Linked DNA regions of Homo sapiens: region 2 is linked to region 1. The links are chromatin contacts, found by Hi-C in ENCODE. All regions are on one chromosome and are shown on one strand. Each heading gives the region's core, a stretch centred on a gene start or an enhancer-like site at or near the end of the contact. The rest is flanking DNA. Distances are from core to core; before and after follow the strand shown. Region 1 has its middle 13 kb from the start of EPB41L4A-AS1. Region 2 overlaps STARD4-AS1 (STARD4 antisense RNA 1).

What was found. Hi-C counts contacts between places; a loop is a spot of excess contacts on that map. Pooled maps may share reads with other maps.
Region 2: a loop to region 1 is called in a map of IMR-90, with 4 times the contacts of the local background. The contact joins two enhancer-like sites. A Hi-C loop is called at or near these places in 2 of 168 maps with a recorded cell type or tissue (IMR-90 and ascending aorta) and 2 of 50 pooled maps.

Annotation. Positions count from the first base shown.
Region 1 is chr5:112,143,661-112,151,396 of GRCh38, forward strand. It overlaps a transcript of EPB41L4A not described here. Among named protein-coding and RNA genes, the nearest start is that of EPB41L4A-AS1, 13 kb to the right of the region's middle. Within about 2 kb of position 2,796, at least 5 of the 41 ENCODE cell types and tissues checked have a DNase peak (open chromatin) inside an H3K27ac peak, as active enhancers do.
Region 2 is chr5:111,637,305-111,645,040 of GRCh38, forward strand. All of the region lies in intron 1 of STARD4-AS1 (STARD4 antisense RNA 1), which reads left to right. Among named protein-coding and RNA genes, the nearest start is that of NREP, 120 kb to the right of the region's middle. Within about 2 kb of position 4,392, at least 2 of the 41 ENCODE cell types and tissues checked have a DNase peak (open chromatin) inside an H3K27ac peak, as active enhancers do.

The sequences.
Region 1 (7,736 bases), core at 1,546-4,045:
GCCATCCTCAGCTATTCTTCTAGTGCCAGGAACATAGAAGCAACAGCAATTTTCCCTATTGACTCCAATATAGAAAAGTCCCAGACAAGGGCTCCAATTGGCCCAGCTTGAGTCACGTGTTAATACCTGAACCAACCACAGCAGCCAAGGAGGTGGGGCTCTCTGTCCACATCACTTCATGTGCTGACCCTGTATAAACAGGGAGAAAGCAGAGTCTGCACTGAAGACATAGAAAAGAAGGGGGAAATGTGCTCAGTTGCCAAAGACAATACTACCAGAAGCCTGGAATAATAAATTATGCTATGGCCACCCTCCAATTCACCCCTTATTATCACTGGACTGGATCTTTGGACTTGAAGCCTATAGTCCACTAAGGCAGAAAATAAACTGCCTTCAGAAACAGAATTCAGGGCTCTGTGCCTACTTTTCTCCCTATAATCATTCCTTAAAATTATTTTAACCACCCTGATATGGAGCAGCCCTGGGAATATGAGGGAAATCAACCCAATAGATATGTACTTTTAAGGAAAAGCATTTTATTATACTTAACTTCCCATTCTTTTACCAACATACAAATATTCTTATTGCACTCTCATAGAGCTTTTGGTGTTCTAGACACTGAGATTTTATTTTATTTATTTTGAGACAGTGTCTCACCCTGTTGTCCAGACTGGAGTACAGTGGTGCAATCACGGCTCACTGCAACCTTGACCTCCCAGGGCTTAGATGATCCTCCCACCTCAGTTTCCCAAGTAGCTGGGACTACAGGTGTGTGCCACCACACTCAGCTAATTTTTTGTAGAGATGAGTTTTGCCAAGTTGCCCAGGCTGGTCTTGAACTCCTGGGCCCAAGCAATCTGCCAGCCTCAACTTCTTAAACTGATGGGATTACAAGTATGAGCCACCGCGCCTGGTCTTGGTTGGATACAGAGATTTTAGAGGCTTTACTGGCCATGGCTGAATTTACACCTAATCCTCAAAGATGATATCTTTTGTGAGCTGGATCGTAGGATTGTAGAGATAGAAGAAAACCTAGAGGTCATTTATATCTAAATTGGGTGAAAGTAGCAATGACATCCCAGGTGATAGACATTGGGGCCATGGGTGTTGCAATTGTTGCTACTGCTGTTATAGTTGAATGTGTGACATAAATGTCACATGTATGAATATGTAATCTTGTGCCCATGCCCCACTTGAGGTTATAGCACCTAGAATTGAAAAGAGGGTAGTCCAGCCTGCAGGAGAAGAGGGAGGGGATCCCCTCACTCCTTTGCCATGCCACACTTTTTAATCAATGAAACCTAAGTTAACATTAACTTTGTTTAAAAAAAGTAAGTTAATTCTGGCTGTGCGTGGTGGTGACTCATGCTTGTAATCCCGGCACTTTGGGAGGCCGAGGTGGGCGTATCACTTGAGGTCAGGAGTTTGAGACCAGCCTGGCCAACATGGCGAAACCCTGTCCCTACTAAAAATACAAAAATTAGCCAGGCGTGGTGGCACAAACCTGTAATCCCAGCTACTTGGGAGGCTGAGGTGGGAGAATCACTTGAACCTGGGAGGTGGAGGTTGCAGTGAGCCAAGATCACATTGCTGCACTCCAGCCTGGGCAACAGAGTGAGGTTATATAAAGTGTGGTTCATCTTAATTTGATAACGGAGATTTTATGTAAAATCTCTTCTGCACCACCATTTTAGAGATCTTACTTGAAGTGCTGACTTGTCAATGACAGAGATACTGAAGAAACTGCTAAATGAATGCTATTTGAGATGGAGATTTTGTATTTTTATGAATCAAAATAAATAAATAAAAATAAGTTAACTCTGCTGACAGCCATTGTACACAACTGATTTATACTATCTTCACTGCCAACTACATTTCCTGTCTTCTTCAGATTTGTCACAGCTACTTATCCTGTATACATGCTATTGACTTTAGGACACATGTAGTGGCCTTTACATGTAGTCTCTTTAAAACAATTCTTGCTATACTACCAAGTTTAACCAGCCTAAGACTTAGGATCTTGATTTGACCATTTAATTTATTCTATTTAATTTCACATCATCCCAAATTTGATAAACGTGCATACAACATCCTCAACCAAATCACTGTAAAAAGAATTAAAGAAAAAGGCCAAGAACAACCCTAGACACATTCCTCCATTTGATATCAATCTATTAAATAGCTATTGAGACAATTATCAATATACATAATTACACTTACATCCCAGCCCCAATATCACTTCATCCAGAAGTGTATTATGAGAGACCTTCTGAAGTGCCTTGTTCAAACTCAGATTTCCAAGTTCTCTGCCCTTTCTAGGTCTGGAGGTCTGGACACCCTGTTAAAGAAAAAAGTTTGCTGTGACAAGTGTCAAACCCAATCTGGCTTCTCATGAAGTAGGTGCTACTGCCTCTAGGGACTACTCACCCATTCATCTGATAGGGTCTTACAGAATCGAGACCACATTCACTATTGTAGACCAAAGTTTATTGAAATTACTACTCCCCCTTTTTAGAAATGTCAAGCATCGCGATCCTCAAACTTCTGCCTTTCAGCCATTCTTGGGCTCACCATGATTTCTGGGAAGGTTTCATATTCTCAATTTCAAGTTCAGAAATATAACTCACCCATTTGACAGACTTCAGATCTCTAATGGAACAGCTGCAATTCTCTTTCAGTGGCTAAAACCAAATACTAACATTAATACATGAACAGCCCACTCATTAGAAACCCAGGTTTTGTGTTTAGTGCTGTTTGAGTAATTCTGTGTCCCACAGGAGCAGAGGATCTTCCAACGCTGTTTGCGCTCCCCAAAGACTCTTGCACCATCAAGCTAACAGCAAGGTTACTGACGGAAACAGATTTTTCTAAAAATATCCTTGGCAATGTGTGGACATGAAACACATGCCACATATATTTAGTCATAAAAATATAAAAAATTTATTTTTGTCTAGCAACTATTTATTTCCAGATGTGTGACTAAGCACAGCAACCAAATCATACCTGACTTAAAAAAAAATTAAGACCAGTCGAGCTGCCTAACCACAGAAGAAAGGTCTATTAATAATTTAACCCTCGTTGCTACTGGCAAGCTGGCTGCAGACTGAAGCACCAGCTTTATCCTCCTGGTTAGCTTAGAACATAGAGTCTGCAGTACAGGAATCTTACCACTCAAAGATGTTTCATACTTGTCTGAATTGGAATGCATAAGATGTAACCTTAACAGGTCTTTTCTATTAATTAGACGAGACTTTTATTTAAAGAAAAGCCTCACCTTGGAAAAACAAGTATGAAAAATATAAAAACCAGGTTTAAAACACCTGGAAAATGTGGTGATTCTACTCCAATATGACTATTCAGTTGTTCATTTATTCCAATTAAAGTGTAATCCTGTAATGTGTAAAGTGTAATGTGCTGCTCTAAATTAGTGTGGGTTTTGTGCTTGGCTTGTACTGCCACCTGGTGGTTTTCTACATGTAGTAACATCAGACCCAGGAATGTCTTGAATTAGTATTCATTTAGCAGTCTATTCAGTATCTCTGTCATTGACAAGTCAGCACTTCAAGTACGATCTATAAAATGGTGGTGGAGAAGAGATTTTACATAAAATCTGTGTTATCAAATTAAGACAAACCACACCTTATTTAATCACATCATTTTTATGTGAACACATTTAGCATAAAGATTAGCAAATCTGAGCCGGGTGCGGTGACTCACGCCTGTAATCCCAGCACTTTGGGAGGCCGAGGCAGGCGGATCACCTGAGGTCAGGAGTTCGAGACCAGCCTGGCCAACATAGTGAAACCCCTTCTCTACTAAAAGTACAAAAATTAGCCGGGTGTGGTGGCATGTGCCTGTGGTCTCAGCTACTTGGGAGGCTGAGGCAGTAGAATCACGAACCCGGGAGGCAAAGGCTGCAGTAAGCCAAGACTGCACCACTGCACTCCAGCCTGGGCAACAGAACGAGACTCTGTCTCAAGAAAAAAAAAAAAAAGATTAGCAAATCCATAATGAAAATTCCATAAGAGAAAAAAATTTAAGGGTAATTACACCCCCAAAATAAGAAAAAAATGAATGAAAAAGACAAGGCCTTTCCAAATATAGGCCTACCTGGCTTTTGATAAAAACAGGCCTAGCGCGGTGGCTCACGCCTGTAATGCCAGCATTACAGCATTTGAGACCAGCCTGGCCAACGTGGTGAAACCTTGTCTCTACTAAAAATACAAAAATTAGCTGGGCAAAATGGCACATGACTTTAGTCCCAGCTACTTGGGAAGCTGAGGCAGGAGAATTGCATGAACCCAGGAGGTGGAGGCTGCAGTGAGCTGAGATGGTGCCACTGCACTCCAGCCTGGGTGACAGAGTGAAAAAACAAAAATAAATTAAAAAATAAACGCAAACACCAGAAAATTGGGAGTTAAATAGTATTACTATAATATAATAGTATTACTATATAATATAATAATATAATAGTATTACTATATAATATAATAATATAATAGTATTACTATATAATATAATAATATAATAGTATTACTATATAATATAATAATATAGTTTAGTAGTATTACTATACAAAAGTAGTTTCCATAGGTTTCTTTGATATGTTTTAGAATTCATGTTTCTCTTTTGTGAAATGTCTCTTTTTGACTTTGGCTCTGATGATTTCCCAGTGTTCATATGGATAAATGTGAATATTTTAAAATTAGGGTTATATTTCTTTTAATTACATTTATTATAAGAATTTTACCAATTGATACATGGAATTTTCTTTAATTATTACTTTAGTGACAGAACAGTTTTAGATTTTCCCAAATCAAGACTACCAATTATTTTCTTATTCCATTTTTTTATTTATTTTTTAAATACATTTTATTCTGAAAGGTAATATTTGTTTTGAAAGGTAACACTTTCTCATGGTTCAAAAGGGAAGAAAAGTCTCTGTTACTTCATCATTCATTGTAACCAGTTTCTTGCCACCTCTGAGAAACAGCCATTGATTTTTATGTTTAGTAAGTTTTTTTTACAATAAAATATTTTCACTTAGCCTTTCTATCGTGATTTTTTCCATTTAATTTTTAAACTACATAGACATTATTTTGCTTTTTAATATCAAGTAAATCTCTTTTTTGTTTTTTCCAAATGGCAAATCACTGTTGCCAGCAATGTGTGTTGGATAAGTCCTCCCTCCTCTGCTGATTTGGGATATTTACTTTAAGACTAAGGTCCAGCATACACTAAGAACTGTTTCTGAGTTATATCTTCCATTTCATTGACAGGGAATGCCTGTGCAATTACCATGCTAATTTAATTATCTTGTAAAATTCAGAATATTTCATATCTAGTATTTTAAAAGGAGTTAATACTCCTTCACTACTATTTTTCTAAATTGTTCTGGGTGAATTTGTGCAGCAGCAATAGAAAAAGAATTGTTCTGGCTATTCTCATCATCTTATTATTTTAAACGAACTACTGAATATAATTTTGTCAGGTTCCCAAAGAATTAGATCAAGTTACTTTAAGAAAGAGACTCTGGCCAGGCACAGTGGCTTATGCCTGTAATCCCAGCACTTTGGGATGCTGAGACAGGAGGATCATTTGAGGTCAGGACTTGAGCCTGACCACATGATGAAACACTGTCTCTACTAAAAATACAAAAATATTAGCCAGGCGTGGTGGCACGTGCCTGTATTCCCAGCTACTTGGGAGGCTGAGGCAGGAGAATCGCGTGAACCTGGGAGGCAGAGGTTACAGTGAGCTGAGATCGCGCCACTGCACTCCAGCCTGGGCAACAGACCGAGACTCCATTTCAAAAAGAAAAAGAGAGACTTTGTGAGCACTCTAAATTATGAATTATTTTGGAAAGAATTGTTACGTTTATACATAGCTTGTTAGTTGAAAAAGCAGGATTAGTGATAAGCCCTTCTAATGTTCTTAAACTGGATAGTTTTTCAAGGAACAAATTGAAAAAACCTCAAAAGGTGCTTTGTGCCTGCAATATGGCAGTAGAGCTACGCAGAGAAATCCTATAATTCAGAACAAATAAAAATACTGGATAAAATATTTTAAAATATTGTTCTAAATGCGTGTCTGAGTTGGCTGAAAAATATGGGACGTCCTGAGAGGCCACAAATAAAAAATAACAGGAATCCAAAGCAAGTTCTGGAGCTGGGATTTGCCTGGGACATTTGCTCACCCCAGTGGCTTATTGCTTAGGCTTCATAGGGCCACTTGGGAGTTAGGAGATAAGACATGAGGCCTGTGCAAAATGTGATAGGATTATGACCCACGCATAACGTCTGTTCCCTGAAAGGTAACATCCTCAGTAAGTGAATGGAAAGGAGGGAGATCACCCTACAGAAGAGAAACAGTAGGGATGATTAGCCTATGTAGTATGAAAAATGATAAAACAGGGAGGAAAGTTTTCCTTGAAAATGACTAACACCAGCCCTCCCTCATGTAGGATGGGGTAAGAATTTACACTTATGTGTAGTCTGAGTGCTCCCAAGTCAGTGATACTCCAAGTACTCAGCAAAAACAAACATAAAGGCTTTCTAGAGGAACAGACTCAAATGGTTATCACAAATTAATTTCCAAACAACATCAGTTCACATTGAAAAAGAAAATGACAAACCCACGAGAAAATGGGCAACAAGTGACAGTCAGCTAAAACAGAGTTAGACCCTGTCAATCAGAGTATCAGAGTATTGAATAGTGTGTTTCATCTATTTCAAGACATAAAAGAGGGTGCATAACAAAAAAGCAAAAGATATCCTAAATTACCTACATCTTTGAAAAAAAACAAAGGGAACTCCTAGAAAAATAATGTATAATAACTGACATTAAAAACTCAGTATTAACAGCTGAAAAGAGAATTAGTGAGTTGGAAGATAAAGCTGAAGAAGACAAACACCAAGTCTCTGATTCAGGAATCCCAGTTAATCATAGCTAGGTTAAATAAAAAGAAACTCACATCTACTCATATTGTAATAAAATTCAGATCATCCAAGAAAAAGAGAAGAAAAGACAGATTATTTGGCAAGGAACAACCATTAGACTGACCTGTGACTTTTTCCATAAAATGTAAGGCATATTCATTTTATATATTCACTCTTATTATAGGAAGTAATAGTTTCAAAGTGCTGAGAGAATACAACCATTAATTTAAAATCATGTACCCAGCAAAATCCCTTTCAAAAATGAGAGTGAAACAAAGACATTTTCAGACAAATAAAGGCTATGAGAGTTTAGCATGAGTAGACCCTCACTAAATGAGCCTATAAGCAGTGTTTCTCAAACATTAATTTGCATATGAATCACCTGGGGGGTTTGTTAAAATATAAATTGCTATTCATTATGTCTGGGGAGGGATCTGAGATTCTGCATTTCTAATAAGCTCTCTAAGTGATGTTGATGCTGATGGTCGAAAGATTGCAATTAGAGTAGAAATATTTTCTAAAGTATATACTTCATTAAGAAAAAAATTATCTTGAATAGATGGTCTGAGATGCAGGAGAGAATGATGATCAAAGAAGTGGTAACCCGTAAAAAAAGTATTTAATGACTATAAATCGATAAGAATGTCAAATTTGTGAGTTTAAAAATATACAATAATAGAATTAAAATACTGAACAATAGCCCCTAAGTGGGGTAAAGGGTAGCTAGCATCAGACATTTCTAAGGTCCTTGTTTTTTTTTTTATTCAAGAAGAGGATAAATATATATTTATATATATT
Region 2 (7,736 bases), core at 3,142-5,641, 500 kb before region 1:
ATCTTTCTGAGAGCATTGGAAATTGGGAGAGAAAGCCTTTCTGATGTATTAGAAGATAAACCAATAAAAGCAAAAGGCCATGTCTGAGGTGGTTATGATGGCTGGTGGTGCCTCTCCCCATCCCTGAATCTGTGTTAGCTGAAACACGAAGCAAGGTGGAATCCAGAGACTAGTGTATGAAGCCAAGACTAGGCTGGGTGAGCATAAAGCCAGATGGCAGCTTCTGACTTCATGGCAGCCCACCCCACCCTATTATCATTCTCAAGGACTTTTGAGAAGTTTTCCTCTAGCTTCTCAGAATAGATGTGGGGTTAGTAACCTCTGTGTGAGTTCTCATCTCCAGAATGCCTGCAACTTTATTCATCTAGTCAAAGGTATTCCTGGGCTCTGAGGTGTGCAGTGAGTGCTTCAGTCAAGCTTGCCTTGGAACTTGGAGTTTTAATTAATAAGATTAAAGGGACAGGGAAACTCCAGGAGGTAGAATTTGTATAGAATAATGGCATAATGCTTTACAGCTTACAAACTATTTTCATATCTAAGATGGGAGAGACTATCTGGTCATTATTGATTATACCCAACCACAGCCACAGCCTGATGGTGAATAAGTGCCAGTATTTGTTGAATTTATGATTAACAAAAAGAACTATCATTTTCACTTGGTAGCCATAATCTAACCAATGATGTAGGCAGAGCTGTTGTCATACATCCTGATTTTGCAAATAAGGAAATGAAGTCTCTGAATACATTTTAGGGGTAAATGCATTTTCCCTAGAACTCAGGCTGCTAGATTACTACATTGGAACCATAATTGAGTTATTTTTATTCCAAACCCAGTGTTCTTCCTACCATACCAAAGAAAGAAAAATAGAGGAGAAGGAAACTAAAGTTATTTGTGCCATACTTTAAGGGAAATTGATGAATTTCTAATTTTCTGTAAGTTTTTACAGAGATCAGTTGGAGGATGTTAGGGGCTACAGGTAGAGAAACTTCTTAGGGCATGGTCAAAGAGCTAGCTATTGGTTTGGAAGGTAAGATGTTAATCTTACCTTCTGCTGTGAAAATTCAATGCAGAATCTGGGATGAGAGGACTCACAAGGCAAGGGATGGAGGTGGGCCCCAGGGGTTAAAATATGCAAGGGTAAGAAGTAGGACAGACAAAGACTTGGGGGAATTCTAAGGGTCAGAAGCTAGAGTGCTTTAAAAAGAACCAGAGTTGAGCTAGAATTAATGCTGCTACAAAAAGGTAAGATAATTGAGACTTGTAGAGAAAAGACAACATATTTTATGACTGTGTCTCTATAGTGAAGCCATGATGCACAGTAACATGCTGTGTATTTCTCCCAGTGCTCCTCACTCACCCTGCCTCCTGGGGATTCTAGAAAACCTACAAGTTTAGAACCTAAAGCAGCTCCTGGGAGAATGATAGTAAATGCCTGTCTTAACTCCTAAAAGTTGAACATGAGATCCTGAGCCATATAACATGATAAGTTCTTATCCTTCATCTCTTGCACATTTTAAAAGAGGCCTTCTCTGTGTCCCTCACTCAATGATATGGTTTGGCTGTGTCCCAACCCAAATCTGTTCTTGAATTGTAGTTTCCCATAATCTCCACATGCCATGGGAGGGACCCAGTGGGAGGTAATTGAATCATCAGGGCAGTCCCCCATGCAGTTCTCTTGATAGTGAGTTAGGTTTCATGAGATCTGATAGTTTTATAAGGGGTTTTTCTCACTTTACTCGGCACTTCTCCTTCCTGCCACCATGTGAAGAAGGAGGTGTTTGCTTCCCCTTCTGCCATGATGGTAAGTTTCCTGAGGCCTCCCTAGCCATGCAGAACTGTGAGTCAATTAAACCTCTTTCCCTTCTAAATTACCCAGTCTCAGATATGTCCCTATAGCAGCATGAGTATGAAATAATACAGTAAATTCATACCACAGTGAGTGGGGTGCTGCTAAAAAGATACCTGAAAATTTGGAAGCAACTTTGGAACTGAGTGTCAGGTAGAGGTTGGAACAGCTTGGAGGGCTCATAAAAAGACAGGAAGATGTGGGAAAAGTTTAGAACTTCCTAGAGACTTGTTGAATGGCTTTGACCCAAATGCTGATAGTGATATGGACAATAAAGTCCAGGCTGAGGTGGACTCAGATGGAGATGAGGAACTTCTTGGGAACTGGCGTAAAGGTTACTCTTGCTATGCAAAGAGACTGGCAGTATTTTGCCCCTGCTTTAGAGATCTGTGGAACTTTTGAACTCAAAAGAGATGATTTAGGGTATCTGGCAGGAGAAATTTCTAAGCACCAAAGCATTCAGGGGGAAGCAGAGCATAAAAGTTTGGAAAAATTACAGCCTGATGATGCAATAGAAAAGAAAAAACCATTTTCTGGGGAGAATTCAAGCCGGCTGCAGAAATTTGCATAAGTAACTAGGAATCTAATGTTAATCACCAAGACAATGGGGATAATGTCTCCAAGGTATGTCAGAGACCTTCACGGTGGACCCCCATCACAGGATCACAGGCCTAGGAGGAAAAAATGGTTTCCTGGGCCAGGTCCAGGGCCCCCCTTCTCTGTGCAGCCTCAGAACATGGTGCCCTGTGTCCCAGCCACTTCAGCTCCAGCCATGGGTAAAAGGGGCAAAGGTAGAGCCTGGGCCATGGCTTCAAGGGTGCAAGCCCCAAACCTTGGCAGCTTCCACGTGGTGTTGAGCCTGTGGGTACACAGAAGTCAAGAATTCTGGTTTGGGAACCTCTGCCTAGATTTCAGAGGATGTGTGGAAATGCCTGGATATCCAGGCAGAAGGTTGCTGCAGGGGTGGAGCCCTTATGGAGAACCTCTCTGCTAGGGTAGTGTGGAAGGGAAATGTGGAGTCAGAGCTCTCACACAGAGTCCCCACTGGGCTACTGCCTAGTGGAGCAGTGAGAAAAGGGCCACCGTCCTCTAGACCCCAGAATGGTAGATCCACTGACAGCTCACACCATGCTCCTGGAAAAGCCACAGACACTCAACACTATCCTGTGAAAGCAGCCAGAAGGGCACTATATCCTGCAAAGCCACAGAGATGGAGCTTCCCAAGGCTGTAGGAGCCCACCTCTTGCATTAGTGTGACCTAGATGTGGGACATAAAGTCAAAGGAGATCATTTTGGAACTTTAGGGTTTAATGACTGCCCTATTGGATTTCAGACTTGCATGGGGACTGTAGCCCCTTTGTTTTGGCCAATTTCTCCCATTTGGAACGGGTGTATTTACCCAATGCCTATACCTCTATTGTATCTGGCAAGTAACTAACTTGCTTTTGATTTTATAGGCTCCTAGGCAGAAGGGACTTGCCTTGTCTCAGATGAAACTATGGACTTGAACTTTTGGGTTAATGCTGGAATTAGCAAAGATTTTGGGGGACTGTTAGAAAGGCATGATTGTGTTTTGAAAAGTGAGGACATGAGATTTGGGAGGGGTCGGGGGGACAGTAATATTTTTTGGCTGTGTCTCCACCCAAATATCATCTTGAACTGTAGTTCCCATAATCCTCATGTGTTATGGGAGGGACTTGGTGGGAAGTAATTTAATCATGCAGGTGGTTCCCCATGCTGCTGTCATGATAGTGAGTTCCCATGAGATCTGATGGTTTTACAAGGGGCTTTTCCCCCTTGCTTGGCACTTCTCCTTCCTGCTCCATGTGAAGAAGGACATGCATGCTTCTCCTTCCACTATGATTGTTAAGTTTCCTGAGGCTTCCCTAGCCATGCAGAACTGTGAGCCAATTAAACCACTTTCCTTTATAAATTATCCAGTCGTGGGTATGTCCTTATAGCAGCATGAGAACAAACTAATACACCCACCCAGAGAGAAAATGTGTTGAAATGGCAAGATTACCAGAAGAAGGCTCTGGGACATAGGTCCAGTCCTGGCTTTGCCAAAACTTATATGACCTTAGACAAGTCACTCAGACTGCCTGGGCTTTACTATCCCCATTTGGAAATAAAAATATTAACATAGATTCTATGTTATAGACAATCCGGCCGGGCGCGGTGGCTCATGCCTGTAATCCCAGCATTTTGGGAGGCTGAGGCAGGTGGATCACGAGGTCAGGAGATCGAGACCACAATCCTGGCCAACATGGTGAAACCTTGTCTCTACTAAAAATACAAAAATTACTTAGGCATGGTGGCGGGTGCCTGTAGTCCCAGCTACTCAGGAGGCTGAGGCAGGAGAATCACTTGAACCTGGGAGGCAGAGGTTGCAGTGAACCAAGATTGCACCACTGCACTCCAGCCTGGCGACAGAGCAAGACTCCATCTCAAAAAAAAAAAAAGATCCCTGAGTCTAACAATCTATGAAGCAAAAGAGAGAATCAGATACAGCTTCTTCATAGATAGGTTCCCCGGAGGCTATGTTTAATGCATGACTCTCAAGTCAGGCTGGTTCCCAGGTCCTGATTCATCAGGCTGGTGATTTATTAGGCTTAAATAACTACTATTCCCATATAAAAACAAACAAGCCTAATTTCGTTTATTTCTCCTACCTAAGAAAGAAGTCAAATGTTAATAATTTATAAAAATAGTGAAATAAGAAAGGACAAGGGATTGAAAAACCAGAGGCAAAGGCTTTTTTTTGCTTTGAGAAAGATGACAGACCATTTCCTTGAGTTATTAGTGTACAGTGTCTAGGGAATGCATATAAAGAGCAGATGAATCCATTTGGCATGTCCACACAGCAATATTTGGAGAGGATGGGAGTATTTCCAGAGAATGATAAACACTAACATGCCTTCAAAAGCCTGAACTTGGGGTGGAGCAGAGACTTAGAAAGATACTAGTCTGAGAATGACATAATTCTAAATGCATGACTCACATTTACTTTCACTAAGCAAAGTTTCTGGGTAGAATATATACCCAGGGATGTCGTTAGTATTCCTTGTAGAATCATTACCTGGGACAACAGTTAGTCAATTACTAATACTCCTGCAGATTGAAAAGAGATAGGCTCCAAGCAGGATGAGATTGAGTTTTACTTGAATGTTTCCTAATTTGCTTTTCTTATTATATTTACTGTACTAGAGAAGCAGTGTGTGCAGTGGTTAGAAACTTGAAGACACTCTACCCATGGTGTATCATTTAGTAGCTGGGTGAGCTTGAGCAAATTATTTAATCTCTTGCTTCAGTTGGCATGTCTCTGAAACAGGATTATAACAGAATCTCAGAGTTGTTGTAAAGACTAAGTGAGCTAATACTCATATATAGCTTGGAAGAGTGCCTACTGAGTGCTGAGTAGCACTGTGTGTTACCTAGGGTAATTATTGCTCCTGTTACATATGTTGGTGTGGAATAACTTGTGTGGCCACGACCAGGTAAGGTGCAGGTATCTAATTTGGAGTCATGATTGGGCACTGGCCAAGTAATGATAATTGTTAACATCGGCTGGACTAAAAAGACCAAAACTTGGGTGGAAAAGTCTTACTACTTCTTACTCATGGTTAAGTCTTCTCACATAACCAGTAGTTGGCTGTACTTTGGTTTTCATTCTAATCGTACCCCATCTCTCCAAAGTGGGAAAGAAGAGTTGAATGAGTATAACTTGATAATGATATGAAAAATTCAGTGGTCTGAGATAGAAAGGTGATGTGTTGTGACAATTCTTTCAACAATATTGGGAACTGGATTAGGAGTGAAGGATCATGAAACTAGCAGCTATTATAATTCACAGATGCATTTCACTCCAGAAATAGGATATTCCAAGCTCTTTCCGTGCTTACTTAGTTCTTTATAGATTTTCAGTTTTAGCAGAGAGTATTTGCCAATCATATGGCACCATCATATGCTTGAAATGAGAAAAACACCATTTGGGGACAACTGGACTCAAGAGAATTAACATGTTTCCATGCTGTCAATATTACTAAGAAGGAGTCAGACATTCCTTACACAATATCTTCTTTCTATACTTTTTATTTTAAGTAGATACACTGATCTGTGTAATGTTTCTAATTCCAAGTCTGTGTAAATAAAAAAGGAGAAGTGGATTGGATAGCAGGTCATACATAGAGAACAACATGACTCTCTAAGTAGCAGGTCATACTCAGAGAACAGTATGCCTCTTGTTTTATTTACCTCTTTTCAAATAAGTAAAACAGCCTCTGTTTTCTTCTCTTTTCCTCTCTGACATTCTGGTAAGTTTAGTATCCATTATTCAAACAACTATGGCTAAAAACAAAGTTTAACATTTTTTGTATCTAATTGGAAAACAATGAAGCGTTCTCATTACATGATGATAATAAACAACACTCTGGGCTTGTTCTTTCCTAACTTCATTTCTTATTTGAACAAACATCCTTTCTGCACCCCAGTAATTGTTCACGTAAACCATAGTTCATTTCTTTAGTTCAAGTCCAGGAACCAAACTTTGTTTGCAAAAGTGCTCTAATCTTTACTGAGTACAGTTGGCAAACAATTTCATTTTGTGTGTACTAAGAAGGGTGCAAGGTTGGAAATGAGGGATGTGAGGCTACAGACTGGATAGCAGTGGACATTTTTTCTGAGGTAATGACTTTAATAATCCTACACTTGACAGAAAGGGCAAGACAGAATATAAAGTTGACAGTTCTAAGCTTTATTATTCCCCTGAATTTTGGCAATTACTTTAGCTCTTGTAATCAGTCATTACACTTACCATTTTATCTCTAAAGCCATAGATTGAAAATACTTATACACATCCACTAATCTCTATATCAATGGTATCAAGCAGATGGTAGATTGTGTAAGTTAGGATTAGTATCAACTGCATGTAACAGACAAATTCAGAACAACAGTGACTTAAACAAGATTGATGTCTCTTATTTCTCTCTCACACAAACAGAATACAAAAGTAGGCAGTCCAGAACTGATAAGGTGGCTCCACTGAGTTGTCAGGAACCCAAGATCCTTCCATGTCTCTGTTTTATCATCCCTAACTGTGGCTTCTGTCCCTAAAAGCCCCCCAAAGCCTCCAAATCACATTTATAGACTGGGGAACAAATGAAGGAGACTCTCCATTAAGGGATTTTTCCCTGGAACTCCATTTAACCATTATATCTACATCTCATTGGCTGAAACTTAATGACAGCTAAGAGGGCTGCAAGAAAGGCTGAAAAATTGTGCCTTTTGCTAGGTAGTTACACACCCAGCTAAAGATGTGGTCTCCTATGGCCAAGAAGCAAAGCATAGATAATGGAAGTTAGCTAGCAGTCTCTGTGCAGAATATTGCAGTAGATTCTAAGGGTAGAAAGAAATTGAAAGGAGCCTGTGAAATAACACCTAGCCTTTCAGAAACCTATATTTATCTTCTCTAAGTTTATTATTTCTATAAGTAAATGCAGGTTAGCAGGTTATATTATTAAATTCATGTATTGATAATGTAGCAGTTGCAAAAACTGATTATAGAAAGTGGAGGACATAAGAGAATTAAGTCAGGAAGTTAGCTTTTCTACTCTTCTCAGACCACCCATCTGCTGATCCTCAGGAAGTTACATGCCATGATAGTGTGAGCATTATGCACATATCACCACGTCCTGACACCTCTACAAACAAAAGGCAAGTGCATATGCAAAGAGAGGGTAATTTGAGGTATAGGGGAGACCCAGACATTGTCATAACAAAATAGATGACTCCAGAACTGCTGCTCGGTTGAAGAAAAACTCTATTAAGTTCTAGATGACTTAAGAGAAGGCATATATTTAGAATAACCTATGTAGGAAATGAAATTATGCA